Regions from separate parts of the Homo sapiens genome. Here regions 1 and 2 are each linked to region 3. Evidence: chromatin loops called from intact Hi-C (ENCODE). Cell type or tissue: IMR-90. All regions are shown on one strand.

Region 1 (8,000 bases), 300 kb before region 3:
TACTAGAAACAGGACCCCAGTTAACTATTCCTTAATCCATACACTTCTGTTTTGTTTTGTTTTTTTTACTTCTTAGAATTAATCTAAATAAAAATCCACTAAATTAAGGGCTCCTTGAGGGCAAGAACTGGGCTTATGTAGCTTAATATTTCGATCAACCCAAGGCCTGGCAGACAGTTGTATCCAGCTACATTTCTCTCTCCATGTCCCTCAGGAAGTGCCGTCTAACTCTCTGAAAGCCAGACCTCCTGGGTCTGCAACTTCCCATGGTCTCTAACTGGGCAACCAACATTTTTAGTAAAAGCATTACTAATTCCTACCATGTTCTTTCTGGCTCAGAGAGGTGCCACTTTCTTTTCTTAATTTTCACAAAACATCTATTTTTTAATCTCGCCAAGCTTATAAGTAGCTTAATACCTGTAGACATAGTCAAGAAATAGTTTGAAGAACTAGCCTTACTTCTAGGCTTTACAAGATTGAAACCATGTTTTTCTGGGATTTGTTTTCTTGCTTTTCCTAACGTGATTCAGGGTGGACCTAATCCCGTCATTCCTTACAGTTACATGCTCATCCTGGGCTTGCCCCCATGTCTGAGCAGGAGGCAGTGGCACACAGGCAGTTAAAATATGATGGATGGAGAGAAGAGAACCCACAGCACCTTGTTCTGCAGAGACCTCTCCTGGGGTTAGGTGGCCGTAGGGATGAGTGCAGACAGTGGTTTCACAATTCTCTCACTTCCATTTTCTGATTTTGCTGCAGAGCTATCCCAGTGCTTGGCTTCATCCCTGGATTCAGCCCATTAGCTCCCCATGGACACACTGAGTCTCACACCCTAAGCAGAGCTCCCAAAGGCAGGCACAGACTTAGGCACTTAAGTCAGGCCTCTTTGGGCAGCCAAAGAGTCTCGTGACCTAACAGAATTTCAGGCCTATCCTGGAGGCCTAGTCAGCATAGGCAGGAAGTGACTTTTTTCTGATCACAGCCTCTACCTTATTTTTCTTTTGGAAGTAGAAAGAATCATGTTCTGGTTACCTTCCAGAGATAAGAAACCATCATGACTCACATTTATACCAAGTGCAGTTTATAACACACTTTTGCAATGAATTCCCACAATAACTTCCATTTTTCAGTTACAAAAATGGCTGCACTACAAAGTCAATTGACTTACCCAAAATCACCTAATTGGTAAGTGGCCATGTAACAAACTCTGGTATGTTTGACTCCTGATGCCTTGTTCTTCCCGTTGCACTACCCACATTGCTATCTATTAAACAAGTATTTATTGGGCCCTGATGATGCCAGGCCCCAGGCCAAGTTCCAGGATATACTAGTGAACAAGTAATAGAACTTTCACTTACACAGGGAAAACAGAGAGTAAATAAACACATGCTGAGAAGAGCAATTATCACATAGTGGTTAAAAGTTTAGGTTCTGAACAAGATGCCTGTGTTTGAATTTATACTATTTTATTTTATCTTAAGGAAGTTAATTAGGTTTTCTATGTCTTAACTTCTTCATGGGGATATAATATTACTATCAATCTTACAGGTTTTGAGGACCAAATGAGTTAATACGTGTTAGCGCTCATAATTGGTGCCCAACAGTAGCCGTGATAACAGGAAGCTCTGAAAGAAATGGGGTCTCTTACCCTACGGGAATGCGGATGGGGTAGGGATTGCTGAGGTTTAAGAAAGTTTTCCTGAAATCAATGCAGTCTAATCTGAGGCCTGAAGGATGAGGAGGAGTAAGGTCTGCAGAGGCTGAGTGCATGTGAGAGAGAGAATGTTGAGAGGTGTGGAGGCAAGTGCAGGGTGGAAGAAAGAGCTGGCAGAGAACAGCGCGTGCATAGGATCCATCAGACTGTAAACTGAGCCCATAGTTGCTACATCTCAGGGCTGGCTCCATTCCCAGATCTTACTAAAACACTTGTCAGGGTAAAGGTGGGAAGTTTATCAGAAAGAGAAAACTTAAGGCTTTTAGCCTCTGTCTTATCTCAACGTCTCCTGCTCCTTCTCCCTCTCGCTTTCTCAGCAACATACAATGGGAAAAGCCCCAAATTCCAAAGGTAACACTGGACTGATGCTCTGGCTCCATTTCCTATACCCATGACCCTGGGCATTCCATGTCTTCTCTAGGTCTCAGATTCCTTCTCTGTAAAAAGTGGTAACAACAATTCTTCCTTCAAGTGCTCATAAAATATGAAAGTTGCACAAACCTACTCAGGTTGAATTCTCAACTTTGTTATTGTGTGACCTAGAGTAAGCTACTTAACCATTCTGAACCTCATTTTTCTCATCTGTAAAATGGGAATGATAAGAATAATGTCTCCTAGGGCTTATCTCCCCAACTTTTTATTTTGAAAAATAATTTTATAAAAAGTTTAAAGAATACCTGTATAACCTTCATATAGATTCACCAACTGTTGACATTTTGTCATATATTTGTTCATCCCCTGTACATGTATGTGTGTGTTGTGACATTGTGACATTTCCACTGTAAACATTCCAAGATAAATTTCCTAAGAACAAGGAAATTCTTCTACATATCTACCATACCATTATCACACCTAAAACATTTACCATTATTTAAAAATACCATCTAATAAGCGGCATATATCCAAAGTTACTCAATTATCTTCAAAATGACTTTTATGGCATTTTTAAAAACTCAGAATCTAATCAAGCTTCATGGACCTATTACCTATTATATCTCTTTTGTCTCTTTTAACACTCTCCCTTTTTTTTTTTTTTTTTTTTTTTTTTTTTGGGTGGGAGGTGGAGGTTCATGACATTGATATTTTTTAAGGATTTATGCTAGTTGTCTTTAAATTGTCCCCAGATTTATATGATTATTCCCTCATTATTAGATTTAGGTAAAATGTTCTTGGCAAAAAGACTGCGTAGGTGATGGAGTTACAGCAGCAAGACGGTAGAATGGGAAGCCCCAAACTTTATTCCTCCATGGAGACATTGATTTAACAACAACATACTGTCCAAAGCCTTTATGAAAACTTCAAAAACAGTTCAGAAGTTGCAATATCCCAGGCAAGCTCAAAACCAAAAACACCACATCCAAATGGTTAAGAAGAACCATTTCATTTCAGTTGCATCAGCCTTTCCCCCAGGTTGGCACAGCGTATTGTAACTGGGAAAAAGTATCCAGCTTACACCTTCTCCCTTGGGAGAGAAAGAGAAGATTGGAACATGTGTCCAACATTCTGGCTATCTAGATGGCTGGCCTACGATCTGATTTCTATCTATCTACCTGACCCAGAGTACTAACCAAATAAGCATGTGTTGGATACCTGAGGGCCACAGAGAACAAAGGAGAGATCATCAGCTTGATACAATGCCAGACAGTCTGCAATATTCCAGACAAACACCAGAGGGAACAAGATATTACAAACTCCTTCTTAAAAAGTGAGCAGGCAGGGAGCAGTGACTCACGCCTGTAATCCCAGCACTTTGGGAGGCCGAGGCATGCAGATCACTAGGTCAGGAGCTTGAGACCAGCCTGGCCAATATGGTGAAACCCCGTCTCTACCAAAAGTACCAAAAAAAAAAAAAAAAAAGATTAGCCGGGCACAGTGGTGAGCGCCTGTGATCCCAGCTACTCAGGAGGCTGAGGCAGGAGAATCCCTTGAACCTGGGAGGTGGAGCTTGCTGTGAGCCGAGATCATGCCATTGCACTCCAGCCTGGGCAACATGAGCAAAACACCATCTAAAAAAAAAAAGGGAGCAAATGTCTCTAATTGTAAAATTATACACACAAACTGAGAGAAGATATAACCCCACAAAAGGTTTCAGAGACCCCAGAATTGCTAGCCAGGATGATTGCTAAGGTTCTTCCCTTGCGTGAAACCAGTCTATAAGACCAGGAGAGGTGGCTGAGTTTTCAATTGCCCGAGTCGCAATTCCCTGCACCCCTGCCAGCCCCCACTCCAAAAAAAGGCACACAAAGAAACAGGGAACATGGTGCAATACACACACACACACACACACACACACACACACACGAAAATCTCCAGAAACTGAACCTAAAGAAATGGAGATTTACAAGTTACCTGACAAATAATTCAAAATAATCTTTAAGAAGCTCAGTGCTCAAGAGAACACAGATAGACAACTAAATAAAATCAGGAAAACTACACGTGAACAAAATGAGAAAATCAACAAAGAGAAACTATAAACAAGAACCAAACAAAAATTCTGGTGCTGAAAAATAAAATAATAGAGTTGAAAATTCAATCAATAGATGACTCGATCGAGCAGAAAAAGAATCAATGAACTCACAGATCACTTGAAACTATCAAGCCAGAGGAACAAAAAGAAAAATGAATGGAAAAAAGTGAAGAAAGCCTAAATAGCTTATATAACACCATTAAGTGGACTAATATACATATTATGAGAGTCTCAGAAAAAGAGAGAAAAAGGTGGAGAGCTTATTTGAAGAAATAATTGCCAAAAACTTCCCAAATCTGAGGAAGGAAATAGACATGCAAATTCAAGCAGCTCATAGAATTTCAAATAAGAAGAATATAAAGAGGCCCACACTAAGTGACATTGTAATCAAACTGTCAAAAATCAGAGTCAAAGAGAGACTCTTCAAAGCAGCAAGAGAAAAACCACTGGTCAAATACAAGTTACCGCTCATAAAATTTTCAGCAACTTTATCAGCAAAAACATTACAAGCCAGAAGTGAGTGAAATAATATATTCAAAGTGCTGAAACAGGCTGGGCATGGTGTCTCATGCCTATAATCCCAGCACTTTGGGAGGCCAAGGCAGAATTGCTTGAGCCCAGGAGTCTGAGACCAACCTAGACAACATGGTGAGATCCCATCTCTACAAAAAATTTTTAAAAATTGCTGGGCATGTTGGTCATGCTTGTGGTCCTAGCTACTGAAGAAGCTAAGGTGGGAGGATCATTTGAGCCCAGAGGTCAAGGCTGCAGTGAGCCATGTTTACACCACTGCAATCCAGCAAGTGAGCAACAGAGCAAGCAAGACCTTGTCTCAAAAAAAAAGTGCTGAAAGAAAAAAAAAACTACCAGCCAAGGATACTATATTCCCAAGAAACTGTCCTTCAAAAATTAAGGAGAAATAAGTTTTTTCCCAGATAAACAAAAGCTGAAGGAGTTCATCACCATTAGATATGCCTTACAAAAATTGCTAAAGGGAATCCCTCAAGTTAAAATGAAAGAGCACTAGACAGCAACATAAGAATAGGAAAATATAAAGATGATAATCCTTTTGGTCAAGTGTTGATGAAAAGAGAGCAGAAGTGGACATACTTTTATCAGGCAAAATATAATTTCATAAACAAAAAAATATTATGTAAGGATAAAAGGGTGATTTCACCAGAAAGATATAACAATTATAAATGCACCTAACCACAGAGCACACAAATATATAAAGCAAACATTGACAGAATTGAAGAGAGATATACAAAGTAAAACAATATCAGTATATTTCAATATCCCACTTTCAATAATGGATTAAATCAACCAGACAGACGATCGGTAGGAAAACAGATGACCTTCACGCCTGTAATCCCAGCACTTTAGGAGGCCGAGGCGGGCGGATCACGAGATCAGGAGTTTGAGACCATCCTGGCTAACACGGTGAAATACCATCTCTACTAAAAATACAAAAAATTAGCTGGACATGGGCGCCTGTAGTCCCAGTTACTCGGGAGGCTGAGGCAGCAGAATGGCGTGAACCTGGGAGGCGGAGCTTGCAGTGAGCCGAGATTGTGCCACTGTACTCCAGCCTGGGCGACAGAGCGAAACTCCTTCTCAAAAAAAAAAAAGAAAGAAAACGGATGACTTGACCAACGCTAAAGACCAATGGGATGTGACAGACATATACCAAATGCTCTAACCAACAACAGCAGAATACACAGTCTTCTCAGAAACATATATAACATTTTTTAGGATAGATTGCGTATTAGGCCACAAAACAAGTATAAAGAAATTTAATACCAAATTTTTTTTCAACCAAATATTTTTTCTAACCACAATGAAATGAAACTAGAAATTAATAGCAGAAGGAAAACTGGAAATTATATAAATATATGGAAATTAAGCAACACACACTTGAACAACCAATGAATCAAAGAATACCTCCCAAGGGAAATTAGAAAATACCTTGAGATAAATAAAAATGAAAACACAACATGCCACAACTTAAGGGATGCAGCAAAAATAGTACCAAGAGGGAGGTTTATAGTGGTAAATGCCTACATTTAAAAAAGAAAGATCACAAATCAACAACCTAACTTTACAACTCAAGGGACTAAGAAAAGAGCAAACTAAACACAAAGTTACCCAAAGGAAGGAAATAAATAAAGATTAGAGCATAAATAACAAAACAGGAAATAGGAAACATCAGAAAAAAGTCAATAAAACTAAGAGTTGGTTTTTTGGAAAAAATACAAAATTGACAAACCCTTAACTAGAATAACTACAAAAAAATACAGAAGACTCAAATAACAAAAATCAGAAATGAAAAATGAGATGTTGCATCTAATGCCACAGAAATAAAACAGATCATAAGACACTACTATGAACAATTGTATGCCAACAAATGGAATAACCTAGAAAAAATAGATGAATTTCTAGGAACATATGATCTACCAAGATTGAATGATAAAGAAATAAAAAGCTGAACAGACCTGTCACTATTAATAAGGTTGACTTAGCAGTCAAAAACCTCTAAACAAAGAAAAGCCCAGGATCAGATAGATGGCTTTACTGGAGAAGCAACAAACATTTAAGGGAAAGTTAACATCAATTCTTTCCAAACTCTTCCGACAAATTAAAGAGGAGGGAACATTTTCTTTTTCATTTTGTCTTTTTATTTTATTAATTTTTTTTTTTTTTGAGACAGAATCTTGCTCTTCCACCAGCCTGGAGTGCAGTGGCGTGATCTCGGAAGAGAAAGGAACATTTTCAAATTCATTTTATCAGGCCAATATTACCTGATACCAAAATCAGACAAAGATACTAAAAGAAAGGAAAACTACAAATATGCACAATGAATATTAATGCAAAAATCATCAACAAAATACTTGCAAACTAAATCCAGTAACACATTAAAACTATTACACATCATGACCAAGAGTGATTTGTGGAATATAAAGATGGTTCAGCTCTTTCCCTAAGCAGCCTGAAGTAATCTGTGAAAATGGTTCGCTATTCACTTGACCCGGAGAACCCCATGAAATCATGCAAATCAAGAGGTTCCAATCTTCGTGTTCACTTTAAGGACACTCGTGAAACTGCTCAGGCCATCAAGGGTATGCATATACGAAAAGCCACGAAGTATCTTAAAGATGTCACTTTACAGAAACAGTGCATACCATTCCGACGTTACAATGGTGGAGTTGGCAAGTGTGCGCAGGCCAAGCAGTGGGGCTGGACACAAGGTCGGTGGCCCAAAAAGAGTGCTGAATTTTTGCTGCACATGTTTAAAAACGCAGAGGGTAATACTGAACTTAAGGGTTTAGATGTAGATTCTCTGGTCATTGAGTATATCCAAGTGAACAAAGCACCTAAGATGCTCCGCCGGACCTACAGAGCTCATGGTCGGATTAACTCATACATGAGCTCTCCCTGGCACATTGAGATGATCCTTACTGAAAAGGAACAGATTGTTCCTAAACCAGAAAAGGAGGTTGCCCAGAAGAAAAAGATATCCCAGAAGAAACTGAAGAAACAAAAACTTATGGCCCGGAAGTAAATTCAGCATTAAAATAAATGTAATTAAAAGGAAAAAAAAAAGATGGTTCAACATATGAAAATCATCAGTATAATACACCATATTAACAGAATGAAGAGCAAAAACCACACGATCGTCTCAATTGATGCAGGAAAAGCATTTGACAAAATTCAATACCTTTCATGATTAAAAAGTACTCAAAAACTAGGAATTGAAGGAAATTAGCTCAACATAATAAAAACCATATATGAAAAGCCCACAATTAACATTGCATTCAAAGG
Region 2 (8,000 bases), 610 kb before region 3:
TAAATATCTCCCTTATCAGATTTTGTGAGGATCAAAGTTTAAAATGCATGCATATAAAGGGAAGCTGGGTGGAGTATGTAAGAATACGGTGCAATACTTTGCATGTCTTCTGTTCATCTAAATTTATCTCAGAACTTTAAAAAATAACTTTAAAAATGCATGCATAGTGCCTGGTACATAGTAAGAGCTCAATAAATGGTGGATATAGTCATTGGCTCTCTCTAGATGGAAAATTAATAGAACAAGGGCCCAGAGGGATTTCCCCAGAGATCCACTGCTCTAAGCAGAGGCAAATATAGAAAGATAATGTTTGGAAAGAAAACCATCTCTACAGTGTGTGGTTAGAGAATTGCAGCAGTAGGGGATAGGGATAGGGAACAGAGTGGAGGGTGTCACTCACCATAAAGCTTACCTACTTAACCCAAAGAGGATCAGGCTGTCTGTGGTAAAAGGGAGATTCAGACCTCTTGAATCTCTCAATCATCTAAAATGTTGAGTGAGTTTTTGATTGTTTCTAAATTTGGAAGTGGCATCAGCAAACATGTGACCAGTGTGTTTCAGTCTCTGGCTAGACAGTGGGGTTCAGCAATATGCCAGAAGGAGAATGTAGATGCCGTATTCATCTTCAGTGACCGTGGTAATTTGTATCTACAGTATATAGTGACTAGAGCTTTCAAAGTGCTTCTACTTCATTGTCCTTGGAGGTTTTCCTCCCGAGATACGTACTTCTCGCTACAATTATTAAATTGTCTTTCCAGTATGGATCCTAAAGTTGGGGGTGAGATAAGTTGGCTTCCATCATTTCCTTCTCTGTAACAAGAACACTTTAGTGAATAGAATGCTCAAAGTCCCTAACTCCTTCCTATTTGATGTTCCAGATCTGCAGAGTTGAGGGACCTCGTTGAGGGCTTGGCCACCTTTCCCAACCATTCCTCCCTCTACTCCAACAACCTTCTTGCTGATGAGAGACTCTCCCCTGGTGCCCCTGTGGGGACAGAAGCCCCTAACTCAGCTTTTAAAATATTTGCTTCAGCAGGACAGTCCCCAGATTTCCCCACCTACAAGAGCAGTTAATCGCTCTGCACCACTTCCATCCACTGCATTCTTGCTAATATTAGCAGGGGGAGTACACGTCACAAGATGAGGAAGGGAGAGTCAGAGAGAAACTCTCTCTTCCCCCGTCAAATATACATACACACACACCACACGCACAAGCTCGTGTGCACACACACACGCCCATGCACACACGCAGACATACACGCACACACGCACGTCAGAAGGTACACAGTAGGGTTATTTTGGAGTCTCTGCAATGCTCAGCACCCCAGGCACTGTGCCTGTCTTGGCAGTTCTATACCACTTTGCCATTTACTAAACCCACTTTATTTATCCATTTGTTTGTTTATTCATTCAACAAATATTTACAGAGCATCTAAATTATGTCAGGTACTAGAAGTCCAGTGGTCAATATACTGTCCCTGTCCTGAAGGAATTTCTAGCCCATTCTATAAACTGTCACCCCCAACCTTCTCTCAGCCTAAGAGTCTAAATATGTATTAGGATATGAGGTCATTTTCTGAAAATCTGAAACAGATGCCAAAACAAAGATCCCTTATTATTGTTTCTATTACAATGTGGAAGACAAGAGCATTTCATGGTACTTATTCTTCCTGGGAGACATTGGAAATTCACATTTCACAAGTCAAATGGTAAAACAATACTCTAATATATGAAGTTTTATACCTACTTTTCAAGTTTTTGGTGATCTTGGCTCATTTTTTAATTTTATTTTTTAAAGTGACATAATATTAAACTCTCCTAGTGAGTGTTAAAAATCTGGGAGTTTTAGAAGGAGAAAATGTAAATCATTAAGAACACTTAAAAAAATAGAGGCAACCATTATTATCACTATTTGAAAGGGAGAAATTGAGGCTCAGAGAAGTAAAATAAGTTCTTTAAGTTTACCCCTTAGGAAGAGGCACAGCAGGACTTACCCGTGCACTAACACCCAAGTGCTGCTTCCCCATAAAATGGTGAAGCATTTCTGCTCCTAACACGACCCCCACTAGGCAATGGAGTCTAGTCACTCTGGTCTGTTCCCGCAAGGACTTTGCTCCTGCAATGACCCCTTTTTCTTTTACATTTTTGTTTTTTTTTTCATTAGCATAGAAATATTTTATAATATAATATTAAAACAAACAAAACTGTCTTGTCCTGAAGTCCACTTCCAGCTGCTGCCTATTTCTCCATTCCCCTTTAGTTCACAGAAAAACTTCTGAACCTGTTGTTGTCTGTATTTACTGTCTCCACTGCCTCACCTCCCACTTTCTTGAAACCACTCTTACGGAGCTGCTGTATTTATTCCACTACTAGGGCTCACCATGCTGCCAAGTCCAGTGATCAGTTCTTAGTCCTCATATGAAGTGATGGCTCAGCAGTGCTTGACACCGATGATCACGCCCTCCTCCCTATAGCTCTCTCATCCCACAGCTCCTCATTTCCTCTGCAGGCACTGACTGCCCTTCTGAGGCCCCTGTATTGGCTCCTCCTCTTTCTACCTCTGAATGCTGGGGTCCCCCACATTCCCTGGGCTCAGTCTTCAGCCTCTTTTTTCCTCTGTCTATGCTCACTTTCGAAGCAAATGGTTTTCAGTCCTAACAGATACACTGCCCCCTTTCTATAACAGTATCTTCTATCACTCTCCCTACTCTCTCGTCATAACATATCACAGGGAATCTGCAGACACATTTATAATTTAACGCTGCAGCTATTTCATTTTAGAGAAGTAAAATTAGGTGTAATTTGAAAATATATAATTATGCTATTTTCTTATATCTCTTAGTACCACACTGCACAAAAAATAAATACTTCTATCAGCACTTGGCAAAGTTTAAAAAAAAGAAAAATGAATCAATAAATAAATAATACCACAACATTTAGTATTACATTTAATTTGACTTAGTATATAATCCCAAAATTATTACAGGAGTCAGCAGGTGTTAAAATCACATTCACTTTTTCTCTTCATTACTACTTGCTGTGAGACCTTGAGAATTATACTAAGTCTCAGTTTCACCCTCAAAGATTTGTGGATTCTCAAAGAAGCAAGTGAAACGCATAGCTAATATTTTATACTTGCTTGTGCGAAGTAAACACTGTTCCTAGCACATCATATGTTTCACTTTGTTCCTCACCACAACCTTATCAGCCAGTCACTATAATATAATATTCCATTTTGTTAATGGGAAAACTGAGGCTCAGAATTAGAAATTGCCGAATGTCCCACAAAAAGTGGTGCAGCCAGGATTAGAGTCTGTCTCCAGAGTCTGCATTGTTACTGATTACTCGGTGACACAGAATATTTGGTAAATGCTCTCAAAGCTTAGCTATTATTATTAAAAGGTATTTCTATATTTCTTCTTCCCATCTTAACAAATAACAAGTTTTTGAAAATGTGAAATCCAGATGTGAATTTGAATGACTGATAATTTAATTTATTTTCAGTCAATTGTTACGTATGTTTTCTTTTTCTTCCCAGGACATGGTGACCCAGGCATCTCTGTATCTGCTTGAAGCTACAGGAAAGCGATTTTATTTCAAAAATGTTGCCATTTTGATTCCTGAAACATGGAAGACAAAGGCTGACTATGTGAGACCAAAACTTGAGACCTACAAAAATGTGAGAATATCAAGTTCTTCTTTAAAATTCCACTTTCTCCTGTAACCAAGATTTTTTAAAATCAAAATATTCTAGAATCAAATGTGATTGTTTGAAACTTACTCCAGTACGAATATGGTTAATTCATTTGCTGAAACTTTGTGATGATAGAAACTTTTTCTTAAATTTCAGGCTGATGTTCTGGTTGCTGAGTCTACTCCTCCAGGTAATGATGAACCCTACACTGAGCAGATGGGCAACTGTGGAGAGAAGGGTGAAAGGATCCACCTCACTCCTGATTTCATTGCAGGAAAAAAGTTAGCTGAATATGGACCACAAGGTATGAAATATTCTACCATACTTCTCATACAATTTAACTATTTTATGTTCAAAGTGTATCAACACTAGCATTATCTTTGTGAGTAAGCATGTATAAGCCAAACAATTAGAGATAAAACATCATAGCATTTTTCACTTAAAATAGAACATGCATTTCACTTAGAATTTCCAGCATTTCTCAGCTATGAATTTAATTTACTTTAGATACATGTATAAATACGGTATTTTGAATTCTCGTAAATTATTATTATAGCATCATACTATAACTGTAAAAGAATTTAATTTGTATTAAGTTTCTATGGATATGTAAGGAGACAACGGAATTAAATCTTCTACCTGCAATTCATACAATAGCCACCAGATGGCGTATATGTGCAGTGCTCTCAGACGTGCATTCAAATTATATATGAATCTTGTTAAAATGTGGATTCTCCTTTAGGAGGCCGAGGCGGGCGGATCACGAGGTCAGGAGATCAAGACCATCCTGGCTAACACAGTGAAACCCCGTCTCTACTAAAAATACAAAAAATTAGCCGGGCGTGGTGGCGGACGCCTGTAGTCCCAGCTATTTGGGAGGCTGAGGCAGGAGAATGGCGTGAACCCGGGAGGCGGAGGTTGTAGTGAGCCAAGATCGCGCCACTGCACTCCAGCCTGGGCGACAGAGCGAGACTCCGTATCAAAAAAAAAAAAAGGGGGGGGATTCTCATTCATTAGGTGTGGGATGGGACTCAAGAATCTGCATTTTTAACAAGCTCACAGGAGATGTTGATTCTACCGGTCTGTGGATCACACTTTGAGTAGCAGACAGAATACCTTTGCAATTCATCTCTCAAAAACATGTAACTAAAGAAAAAACTCCAATGATAAATAAACTTTATCATTTGTATATGAGGTACATATAACAATTATTGGAGGAAATATTAAACAAGTAATGACATATATATAAAATGTACTTTCCAAGAATCAAATGTGACTCTTTACTAAATAACTAGCATTAGATTTCTTTACCTCAAAAAAGATTTGGATCCCCTAGAACCAGCTTGATTTTTTTTAACATATAAGGCACAGAAAACAAGCAAACAAAAGAACGCTATCCAAGCCCCATCCCCAAACACACTAGAGCGCTTAAAGACCTGGTCAAAAGGATGTGTCAAGCGTACCTCTTTGTTGTTCTACAACACATTTCACCTCCATAACAGGAACAGAACATTCTCAATGTATGACTCAACAAATAAGTGTTGAATTGATTGACCTGACTGCCTCATCCCACTCCTGAGCCCACTCCAGCCATCATGATCATATATAAAACCATTCCTTAATAGTGTTTCCTTTCTGTATTGTGACTCCACTCCAACTCTCTCACAATCATCTTTAAAGAGACCACCAATACCTACAGAATAAAGTCCCAATCCTTAGTGTGGGATACTGAGTTTCCACAGAATGCCCCACCTCACATAACCCTCCAAATTCAGCCTTCCTTGGAATTTACATTCCAGAAAAACTGAGCTGTACATAAGTCATTCACTCAAGTTTAACAAATATCACTGAATGCCTGCTAAGTTCTAGACACTATGTGCCCAGATATGACAGTGAAGAAGTCATATTGTCTGTCCTCATGGAGACAATTTTCTATTGTGGGAGACTGGCAAGTAAGTAGCAATGACTGTTTATCATTGTAAGTGCCTAATGGGAGATGGTGAAATGCAAACGCGGAGTACTGGGCCTAAGATGAGGATTTCAGGGCAGGCTTCTAGGCACATAGAAGCTTGATTTTCAAAGAAGAATAAGAGTTATCCAGACAAAGATGGGAAGGAAGTATTCCAAGCTAAGGAAACATAGGTAAAAAAAGACCAGAGTTGAACAAGAGCATGATATGACCTAGGAAAAAAAGGAGTTCAGGAATTCATCCTAATTCTAGAGTTTGGGAAGGGAGTGGAGAACAGCAAGAAATAAGGCTGCAGAGAAGAGCAGGCCTGAGGCATCAGGGACCTTGTACACCATGTTGAGAAGTTGGACTTACCCTGAAGGATGGAGACATGGAGGCCAATCTGGTGACTATTGCAGCAATTCAGGAGTAAGTGGCAATGGGCCTGGAAAGGTGAGAATGAATAAAAAAGACAGAGATGGAGTAAGCAGACCTTGAGGTCTGATGGGATAGGAGCCATGAGGGAGGAGAATTGGTTGAGGATGCTGCCCTGGCTGCTGTAGGAATGCCTGGGCTCCCATAGCCGCCTTTGCTGACCTCTGTCATCATACCTGTACCACCAGGCATTTTAGCTTCTAATCACACATGCCCTCCACTACACCAGGAGCTATGTGAGGATAGGGCAGCTGTTTGTGTCTGAATAACGGCTTGGCACTTACTAGGTGCCTGATTAACATTTGATAAGCCAAAATAAGTATTTATATTTTAAGAAAACGTACAGTTATATTAGATCTAAAGAAATCAAGTCTTTAATTTAAAAAATTAACACAGCAAAGCATAAATATTCCAAACATTGCTTTCTTCCAGTGTGAGAAGGTAATTTTGCCATTCTTATTGTAATCAGTTTTTTAAAATACTTTCTCACAGGTAGGGCATTTGTCCATGAGTGGGCTCATCTACGATGGGGAGTATTTGACGAGTACAATAATGATGAGAAATTCTACTTATCCAATGGAAGAATACAAGCAGTAAGGTATGTATATTTTGATTTAACTTGTTCCAAACTATTTTAAATTGCAACCTTTTTTTCTTGAATTGATTACTTTAAAAAATGTGTGTCCTGGCTTATTTTCTAATTCAAATTCATTCTTAGTGCCTTCTTTTTCAGATTTCCACAAAACTACCATTTTGTTTACTTTACAAGTGCTTCAGTTAATTGAATTATTCACTCTGCAGCTAGAAGTCATTTGCCTCCTTTTTTCTTTTTTTTTAACTGTACCAACTATAAAAAATCTACAGTTGCTGTGTTTAGTGTCTCCATCATCCCATACCAGCATCAGTGACGTAAGCAGAGCTAATGAGGCTCTTCGGTGCCTTCAGGGCAGAATAATAATATCTTCTTTTTTTGAGAAAGGGTCTTACTCTGTCACCCAGGCTGGAGCGCAGTGATGCAATCACAGCTCACTCCAGCCTCAGCCTCCCGGGCTCAAGCAATCCTCCCACCTCAGCCCCCTGAGTAGCCGGGACTACAGGCACACATTACCACATCAGACTAATTTTTATATTTTCTGTAGAGATGGAGTCTCACCATGTTGCCAGGCTGATCTTAAGTTTTCGTACAGGCAGGGTGTCCTTATGTTGCCCAGGCTAGTGTTGAACTCCTGGACTCAAGAGATCCTCCCACTTCGACCTGCCAAAGTGCTGGGACTACCTCTGACATCATGGTGGCGTGAGCCACCATGCCCGGCCCAGAATGGTATCTGTGTGGACTCTGTCAGTATGAATGGGCTTGGGAGGGACTGTGAAACTTATCTGAAAAACAATCCAAATATCAAAGCAAAACAGAAACTCCTCCCAGTTTGAATTAAACCTTGCGCGATGTCAGTAGAAATCAAGTACAACACTTGGAAAGAACGCTTGGCTGCCATGAATTTATGGGCTAATTCTTGCAGCCAGCAGTCTCAGTGCACAAAAACTGCTTTAGTGCAAACAGAAGTGATAGGGAACTTCCTAATTTATTTTAAAGAGTTAGTACAACTCAGATACTAAAACCTGACAAATGGAATGAAAAAATTCTGTAGCTACAGGCTCTCTAAAAAGATAGAGGCAAAGATTTCAAATAAAAGGATAGTAAATTACATCTGGCAAAATTAAGGGAAAAACAAACATATTAAAGCCAAGTAAGAATGTCTTCCAGAAATCCAAAAATGTTGTAATAGTAAGTAATGAATATAGTATATGAAGAAAAGAAGAAAATAAATGATTGTTCCAATAGATTCTCAAAAGAAACTTGATAAAAACGCACACTTATTCCTGCATTTAAAAACAACACCATCTTTTTAAGTAGAAGTTGGTACA
Region 3 (8,000 bases):
ATCACAGTGGAATAAAACTAGAAACCAATAGCAAGACACATGGAAATTAAACAACGTGCTCCTGAGTGACCAGTGGGTCAATAAATTAAGAAGGAAATTTAACAATTTCTTGAAAGAAATGAAAATGGAAATACAGCCTTCCAAAATGTATGGGATACAGCAAAATCTGTGCTAACAGGAAAGTTTATTGCAATCAGTGCCTATATCAAAAAAGTAGACAAACTTCAAATAAACAACCTAGTGTTGCATCTTAAAGAGCTAGAAAAGCAAGAGCAAACCAAATCCAAAATGAATAGAAGAAATAATGATGATCAGAACAGAAATAAATGAAATTGAAACAAAAAAATACAAAAAGATGAGTAATCTCAGCATTTTGGGAGGCCGAGGCGGGCAGATCACGAGGTCAAGAGATCGAGACCGTCCTGGCCAACATGGTGAAACCCCGTCTCTACTTAAAAATACAAAAATTATCTGGGTGCTCTAGTCCCAGCTACTCAGGAGGCTGAGGCAGGAGAATCACTTGAACCTGGAAGGCGGAGGTTGCAGTGAGCTGAGATCGTGTCACTACATTCCAGCCTGGCGACAGCAAGACTCCGTCTCAAAAAAAAAAAAAAGAAAAAAAAGAAAAAAAAAGAAGGTTTTTTTGAAGAGATAAACAAAATCAAGAAACTTTTAGCCCAGGATAAAAAGGGAGACCTTACAACTAATACCACAGAAATTCAAAGGATCATTAGAGGCTACTATGAGCAACTATATGCCAATAAATTGGAAAACCCAGAAGAAATGAGAAGTCTTGCAGTAGTGTAGACATTATCCAGCTTCCTGGGCTTTTTTCACTTTGTGTTGAAGGGTACACATTGGATGAGATATCATTCATCCTCAGGAGAGGGTTTAGTTTAATATTGACCATCCTTAGGAAGCTTTGTTGGAGGAAAAAGAATACTTGAATTTGTACCTGACTCTTACTTCTGCCCACGTCTTTCACTACAGTATACTCCAAGCTTGTACTATATGATCTTCCCTGCTGTTTAGTTTATATAACACTGTTTTTTCAGACCTCAATGTAGCATCTTTCATTTCCCTCCTACATCACCATGTCCACATTAAATCTCAGCTTCTGGAAAACAGAGGTGAGTTGCTAAATATATCTTAAGCTCACTTTAGCCACCATCTTCAATGCCTTATTCTCTTTGCCTTCTTTTTTCCTCTCATTTTTGGCTGAAATACTAGAACTGATTTTCATAGAACCAAAGGTTTATAGGAAATAATCTACCATTAAGTGGCAGTTATAAAGACTTTTCATATTCAGCATGTAAAGTATGTTAAAGATGCAGGCTCTGGATTATTTAATTTTATATTTTGTTTCTGTTTCATTTGCAATTTGGTATTTTCATTCTGTTTGATGCCTTAGTTGAAGAATTGGAAAGAACATGAAAACCTCAAATCACATTTATTTGGCTCTTTCAGTTTCAGTGGGGAAAAAAATTGAAAATATCTGCTAAAATGACATTGTATACTTTCTAATGCAAACTAATTTTTATCTGCAATTCATTTTTCAGATTTTAATTTAAGGATGTATATGTGTATTGAGAGGCCAAGTAAGGCATATAACCATTTCCATTCTAAAAGCTTCATAATTTCTCTTAGTATGTGAGTTATTAATGCTTCCCCTAAAGATAAATTATCCCAGAACTCTTCCATTTTTCTCTAGTTCACATTCTCTGACATATAGCTATATCTGCACTGTTTCCCCTCCCTCACCTACCAATAGGCCTTTAACAGGAGGCAGCTATCATCATTCATTGATATTATTGAGTGTAGTGTAGTATGAAGTGTTCCAGAATATCTCCATGTGACTACCCCTATTCTATGATGTAAGTGAAAGATTGATAAGTTGTCAGAATTATGCAATTGACAGTTCTGTGTTTGAGAGGCTGAAGTCATAGCTTGCAGATGGTTTCGGTGCGGTACAGGTTGGTGGACCTCACTGCCCCCACTTTCTGCACTCTATCTAGGTTCTAAAAGAGATTCTTAACCACTTGCTATTTATCATGCAGAGATTTGCTTATCAAAAATGTATACCATTTTCCATTGAGAAATTGTATATCACTGCTTTGCAGCTAGTGATACTTAGGTTTATCAAATTCTATATTAACCAGTTTTAGACATATTAAAATATACTTATATAATTTTTCATATTAATTTTTGTGTACGTTAATTCCAATAAGTTAAATATTTAGAAATTTTAAATATTTTGACCTGTATTACATCTCTAATTTTATTAATCTTTTTATCAACAAGCTTGTGATATCTGCTCTTAACTCTTAAATATCTTCTGATAACCATCACCTTTTTAAAAATCATTTTGGTTTTAAATATTACTTTTTATTTGTTGAGTCATTAATAAAAATAAACTTTTATGAACAGCAAGCCTCTGAGAAGAAAACATTTGATATGCTGGAATGTTCCTGTATTGCCTGCTTTAGCATGTGTGTTGGCAGGGTGTAGATACATACACCCCCACAACGACCCTCCTCCCACCCTATGTAAATGTACTCACTCTACAGCATTGTAAAGGATTTCATTGTGCCATTTTGTTTTCAGAATCATCTTTCACTCTTTTGTGAGTATAATGATAGTAGCTGTCTCTATGATGAATTTTAATAGTTACAGATTACAGTATACTTTCCTTAGTCCAAACCTGTGTTTCAAGCTCTGTAAAAGTGGTTTTAGGTTTTTAAATTCCTATCTTGGAAATATTTTGCTATCATCAAATTTCATTTTCTTTAAATTGTATATAATGAATGTGTTCTCCCTTTTTAGGTGCGCTTTGTAAAGAATATAACTTCCTGGAAAGAGATGAAACCAGGATTTTATCATGGACACGTTTCTTACTTGGATTTTGCAAAGTAAGTTACACTGAAATGACACGCTAAAGAATGCTTTGTACTCTAGTAACCTAAAAAGGAATAAATTCATTAAATTGTTATGATTTTCTAATAAAAGAATGTACTGTCTTGCCTTTGCCAGTTTTAGATCTGTAATTTAAATATACCTTCTTAGTGTTTTACTGCCCTCTAGTGTTCATAAATTGGCAATTCTTATATTAATTACATATTAGTTATTACTCTTTAAAGTTTATTATTATTGTGTGTATATGCCTTGTACAACCAGAATGACACTACTTCAGGAGAGCTCAAGTTATAACCTAGAGGCCAGATTATGACTTACCACATCATTGAGAAAGCAAAAAAGCTCTCACTAAGTTATTGGTGCTCCAGTGTGTCTGCTTCTCACCCAAGACATACTGAAGTGTACACTTTCCCTTGGGCTACCTTATTTTAGCTTTAAAATTATGATGTATTACGAGGCTTTTTTAAAAAAAATTCATGATTTCCTCTCTCACCCCCCCTCTCCTTCTCCCTCTCTCCCTCTCTCCTTCTCTCTTGCTCTCTCTCCCTCCCTGTCACTCACTCACTCACTCACTCACTCACTCACTCCTGGACTCAGGTGATCCTCCTGCCTCAGCCTCCCAAAGTGCTGGGATTATAGGCATGAGCCACTGTGCCCGGCCTCTGTCATATTAATAGTTCTCTCAAGAAGGGTTCAGAAAACTATATGCCTACTCACAGTATTCAAGTACTATGTGGCTTTCTGTACAGTCTGTGCCACATTATTAATCAGAAAATTAATTAAACTTAATATTCCAAACATAACAGTCTTATGGATACATTTGAACTTTTTTGGTAGTACACATAGTACCATTGTAGTAAACCTCAAATCCAAATGTTTTCCCTAAGATTCTGCATTAACTTCAAAAACACTAAAAAAATTTTTTTTATTATTTAGCTTAGACATGTTTATTCAGTTTTTAAATTAGCTATTATGATTTCAGAGTAACACACCTTGATATATTGGTCAACTTTAAAAGGCATTTTTTATAAAATTTAAAATAAAAGTGATATCCCACTCTCAGTTTTACTTAATTTTGAAAAGAAAAAGTAGAATGAAGTATTACTGATTCAAACTGATAATCTTAACTTTTTGGGAAATCATGTAATTAAAAAAGAATCACCCAAATATTACATACATAAAGTGATATGTTCCTATTTCTAGTTCCTCTCATAGTACTCAAGATCTTTCAATCAAATTGTAGCTCTAAAGTTAGATGTATGTTTTTCTATAAATAATTCATACTGCAATATTGAAAATATTTTATAGGCAGCTTTAAAATAAACTAATTATTTTTTTCTTTGCATAGGCATTGAACCAATTTCATAAGCTTCGTTCATGTGCATATTTTCCCTCAGGGCTGCATTATCCTTGAATTGAATGTTTGTTACCCTTTCACCTAAATGATTTATTCTTTCCACACACAGCTTGGTTTCTAATAGTCTAGGTTTTCATTATTAAAATTATAAATTGAGTGCTTTTGCTTTTGGCAAAGTCTTATACTTAGAACAAAGCTCTGATATATGCTGAGGTTCTTGTAGTTGAAAAAATAAGGCTTTTTGAAGAGATTAATCTCATTTATTAAATGCTGACATGAATTTTTAAGCGTTTGAATATTTTCATAGTGAGTCTTATGTTATTTGAAGGGAAAAGTATTGTGAAAATTTTTCATAGATTTTTCCAAGATTTTAAATACCTAAACAAAATCAGCCTAGGTGAAATGTATTTTGATGTATCTATGTAATCAAGAACTGTTGTAGATGTAACTAGTATCCTCAAATATCTTTTAGCTTAATAGCCATATGCTCCATAAATGGGGAAGGAAAAGGAAAGAAACATCGCCTTACCAATTTTTTAGATTACAGTCGTTCCTGGGGTATGTCCAGGGTATTGGTTCTCGGACTGCCTGAGTATATAAAAATCGCATACTCAAGTCCCTCCGTTGGCCCTGTGAAACCCACGAATTTGAAAGTCACCCCTTGTACACGGGTTTCACATCTCTCAAGTACTGTATCTGTGTGTGGTTGAAAAAAATCTATGTATGCATGGGCCTGCACAGTTCAGACTCGTGTTGTTCAAGGGTCAATTGTGCTTTACTCTTCAAAACAATATTCTTGACTGGCATAGTACTTTGTGGAGTCCAGTAAAATACTTGCTTTCAGGAGAAAGTGGTGAATTTGGCAAAATACTTATTTAACACATAGTTTTTTTAAACTTACCTTATCAGAGACATTAAAACGAATGTAAGCCCCAAGAAACCTAGGAAATAAGATAGAGAAATAAAAAATGAACGCTCCTTTCTAGTTTAGCCCGACCACGAAGAAATACACATTATATTTGCAAGCTTGTCTACTCAAGCCATGTTTTGATTACATACATTTGTTTTTTACTGAACTTTAGAATAATAACAAAAATATCTTTTTTACATTTTTGCATTCCTATCCCATCTTGCTCCTTTTTGTCTGAATCTTATTCTTTGATTTTTTTAAAGTATATTTCCTAGTTCTTCTTCCTTTCCATTTTTCCCTTTAATGTTAGGTTATGTTTTGTTTTCTTTTTAATTGGTGAATGATACAATTTTAAGATAATGTAGATATAAATTATTATAAATTTGAAAATTTTCCAGTTTAAAATTGTATATAGGTTGGACATTTTCAAAATGTCATAGTATGCAGGAAATATAAAGTTGAGTAAGTTGCAGTTCTTGACCTTAATGAGTTCACTGAAATCTTTTTTTCTGTAATTACCAGTTCATGAAGTTTTATTATAAACAGTAAAAATATTAAATATTCCTCCCCTTTTAAATGTGCACTATTTATTTTTTAATAGCATCTATTAGCCCATTTTGATTTTCTTCAAACTTTAGAAAATTAAAATGTTAGAAGTCTCTTTCAAAAACACTTCTTCAGCAATAAACATTTTCATTTATAATGAATAATAGCTAAAAGAACACTTTTAATGCTGTACTTTCTGTCAGACTCTGCTAAGTTTTTTATGATCTAGCTACCTCAGTGTCACATGTCAGCATCTGTCTTGAGAGGTATTTGAAAATTATTTTTGATATAACAGTTTTATTCAGGCACGTATCAGGTATGTACCTTTGTAGTTGTCCCTAGAAATGAGAATGAGTTTTCATTGCTGCCATTTTGGTTCCTCCATATTGCCGCTAGTATCATTTTCAGAACAAGTGAGGTGAATCAGTAAAGAAGCAGCTATGTCACGACAAGAAACAACTAAATGCTTCATTAGGTCTGAAATTCTAAACAGTAATCAAGTGACAACATTTTAGGCCTAAATAGAATTAGTTAATATATAGAGTCATGTGAGATTGTCCTTTCTACCTAATACTTCTCTGCTAAACCAGTTGACGTTTGCCCCATTTTCTACAACTTTTAACAAATATGTCACAACATTGTAGATACTTTAGAAAATTATTTTAATCATTCCAGACAATATGTGGGAGTTGCGTTTTTATTAACCTTGTACTACTAGCTCTTTCTACAGCATTGATCCTGTAGACTGCTAAGAAGCAATCTCTGAAGTCTGTCTCTAAAGTCAGACAGATCTGCCATTAAATCCACTTAGACTCCTTGCTAGCTGTGTGATCTCACCCACATTGTTTCAGATCTTTGAGCTTCAGTGTCCTGTTTTTAATTTGAGAATAATTAAAGTAATTACTTCATGGGGTGGTGGTGAGGATTAAATGTGATAATGTAGATGGAGCACTTAGTTCTGTGCCTCACGCAGAGCAGTATGGTGATTCTTTTTAAAATTCTGTCTTCTTTCAGTTACCATATTGTCTTAACTGGTGTTTTCTTCTTCTCCTTGTCTGAATCTCTGCTGGTCCTTATTTCCAACTCTTAATTGGGCATTGTATAAGACTCTTAGCCTCCATTATTCTCTTTTGGAAGGTTTACACATTTTTGTCTGTCATGACACCCAAACAAGAAACTTTCAAGTAATCTTGGACAACTTTTTTTTATCACCACCTATATCTTATCAGTCATCAAGTCTTTTGAGTGTCTTCTTTCATTTAACATGATGCTTTTGACATTCATCTAATTTGATGCACATATCAGTAGTTAGTTCCTTGCTAAGTAGTACTTCATGTATGGGTGTACTTCGATTGATCCATTCACCAGTTTCTGGATATTGAGGTTGTTTATGGCTTTTGGTGATTATGAATAAAGCTGTCAAAACATTTGCATACAGGTTTTGTGCGGACTTATGTCTTAACTTCTCTTGGATAAAAACCTCAAAGTGGGATGGCTGGATTGTATGGTAACTCAATAAGAAACTGCCAAACTGTTTTCCCAAGTGATTGTATCATTTTGCCACCAAACCAACAGTGTTTTAAGAGTTCCAGCTGTTGTGTATCCTCACTAGCATTTGAAATTGTTAGACTTGCTCTTTATTACAAAATGTGAGCCATTCTAATAGGTGCACAGTTGATGAATGCCCCTTTTTAAGACATAAATTACTTTAAAAATATTTATTTACACTATCATCAGTGAGACCAACAAATACCAACAGGTCATTCACTTTTTTGGATACAGGACAGTGGGACCTTGCCACTAGGATTAGAAAGTTTCTATGAAGCTTTAGGTCTGAGAGAGTCCAGAATAACTATGTACAATGTCTCCAGCAAGATTGTTGCCTAAGTAGAGAAGTTAAATTTAGTATGAAGCAGAAAGATTTCAAAACATAATGATTCCCAAAGGCCATTCAGCCCTCTTTCAGGTTCATCACCTCCTTTTTTGACTTTTTCCAGCCAGTTGACAAGGTTCCTTACAAATGTTCTGAGTGTGCAGTTGATCTTTTAACCATTATTGTTGTTCATTTGCATATTGATACTGTTCACTTGATAGGCTATTGATAGAATGTAATTGTAAAAAAATGAGCCTAGTTTATGTTCTTGCTTTGTCACACTTCGTATGCTGACATGGCAAGAATGAAATTCCTAAAATATCTTTTTACCAACCTGCTGCTCAGATTATATCTTTTCGTTTCTGATTTTCATCTGCAGATTCCTACCAAATATGCTCTTC

Evidence for each region. Hi-C counts contacts between places; a loop is a spot of excess contacts. Peaks named below come from ENCODE experiments on the same cell type or tissue, not always from the same donor. Only the 100,000 strongest peaks of a DNase experiment are listed, where the experiment ranks them.
Region 1: it touches region 3 in a loop (11-fold over the local background); 15 of 110 quality-filtered maps call a loop at or near these places.
Region 2: it touches region 3 in a loop (4-fold over the local background); 18 of 110 quality-filtered maps call a loop at or near these places.

What each region holds. Positions count from the first base shown.
Region 1 is chr1:86,777,728-86,785,727 of GRCh38, forward strand. It overlaps the pseudogene RPL17P5. Among named protein-coding and RNA genes, the nearest start is that of SH3GLB1, 77 kb to the left of the region's middle. In IMR-90, a CTCF peak has its summit at 3,378 (motif pointing right); DNase peaks (open chromatin) are centred at 1,034, 1,904 and 3,414; H3K27ac peaks cover 586 bases.
Region 2 is chr1:86,469,879-86,477,878 of GRCh38, forward strand. It overlaps CLCA1 (chloride channel accessory 1), which reads left to right. Exons shown (of 14, transcript NM_001285.4): 2 at 3,539-3,679; 3 at 3,851-3,998; 4 at 6,570-6,675. LOC124904210 (a long non-coding RNA gene) reads right to left here. Exons shown (of 3, transcript XR_007066206.1): 3 at 6,018-6,087. Among named protein-coding and RNA genes, the nearest start is that of CLCA1, 5.0 kb to the left of the region's middle. In IMR-90, a CTCF peak has its summit at 4,356 (motif pointing right); a DNase peak (open chromatin) is centred at 4,353; H3K27me3 peaks cover 1,334 bases.
Region 3 is chr1:87,081,371-87,089,370 of GRCh38, forward strand. HS2ST1 (heparan sulfate 2-O-sulfotransferase 1) reads left to right here. Exons shown (of 7, transcript NM_012262.4): 3 at 2,824-2,909. Among named protein-coding and RNA genes, the nearest start is that of LINC01140, 44 kb to the right of the region's middle. In IMR-90, a CTCF peak has its summit at 3,071 (motif pointing left); a DNase peak (open chromatin) is centred at 3,011; H3K27ac peaks cover 158 bases.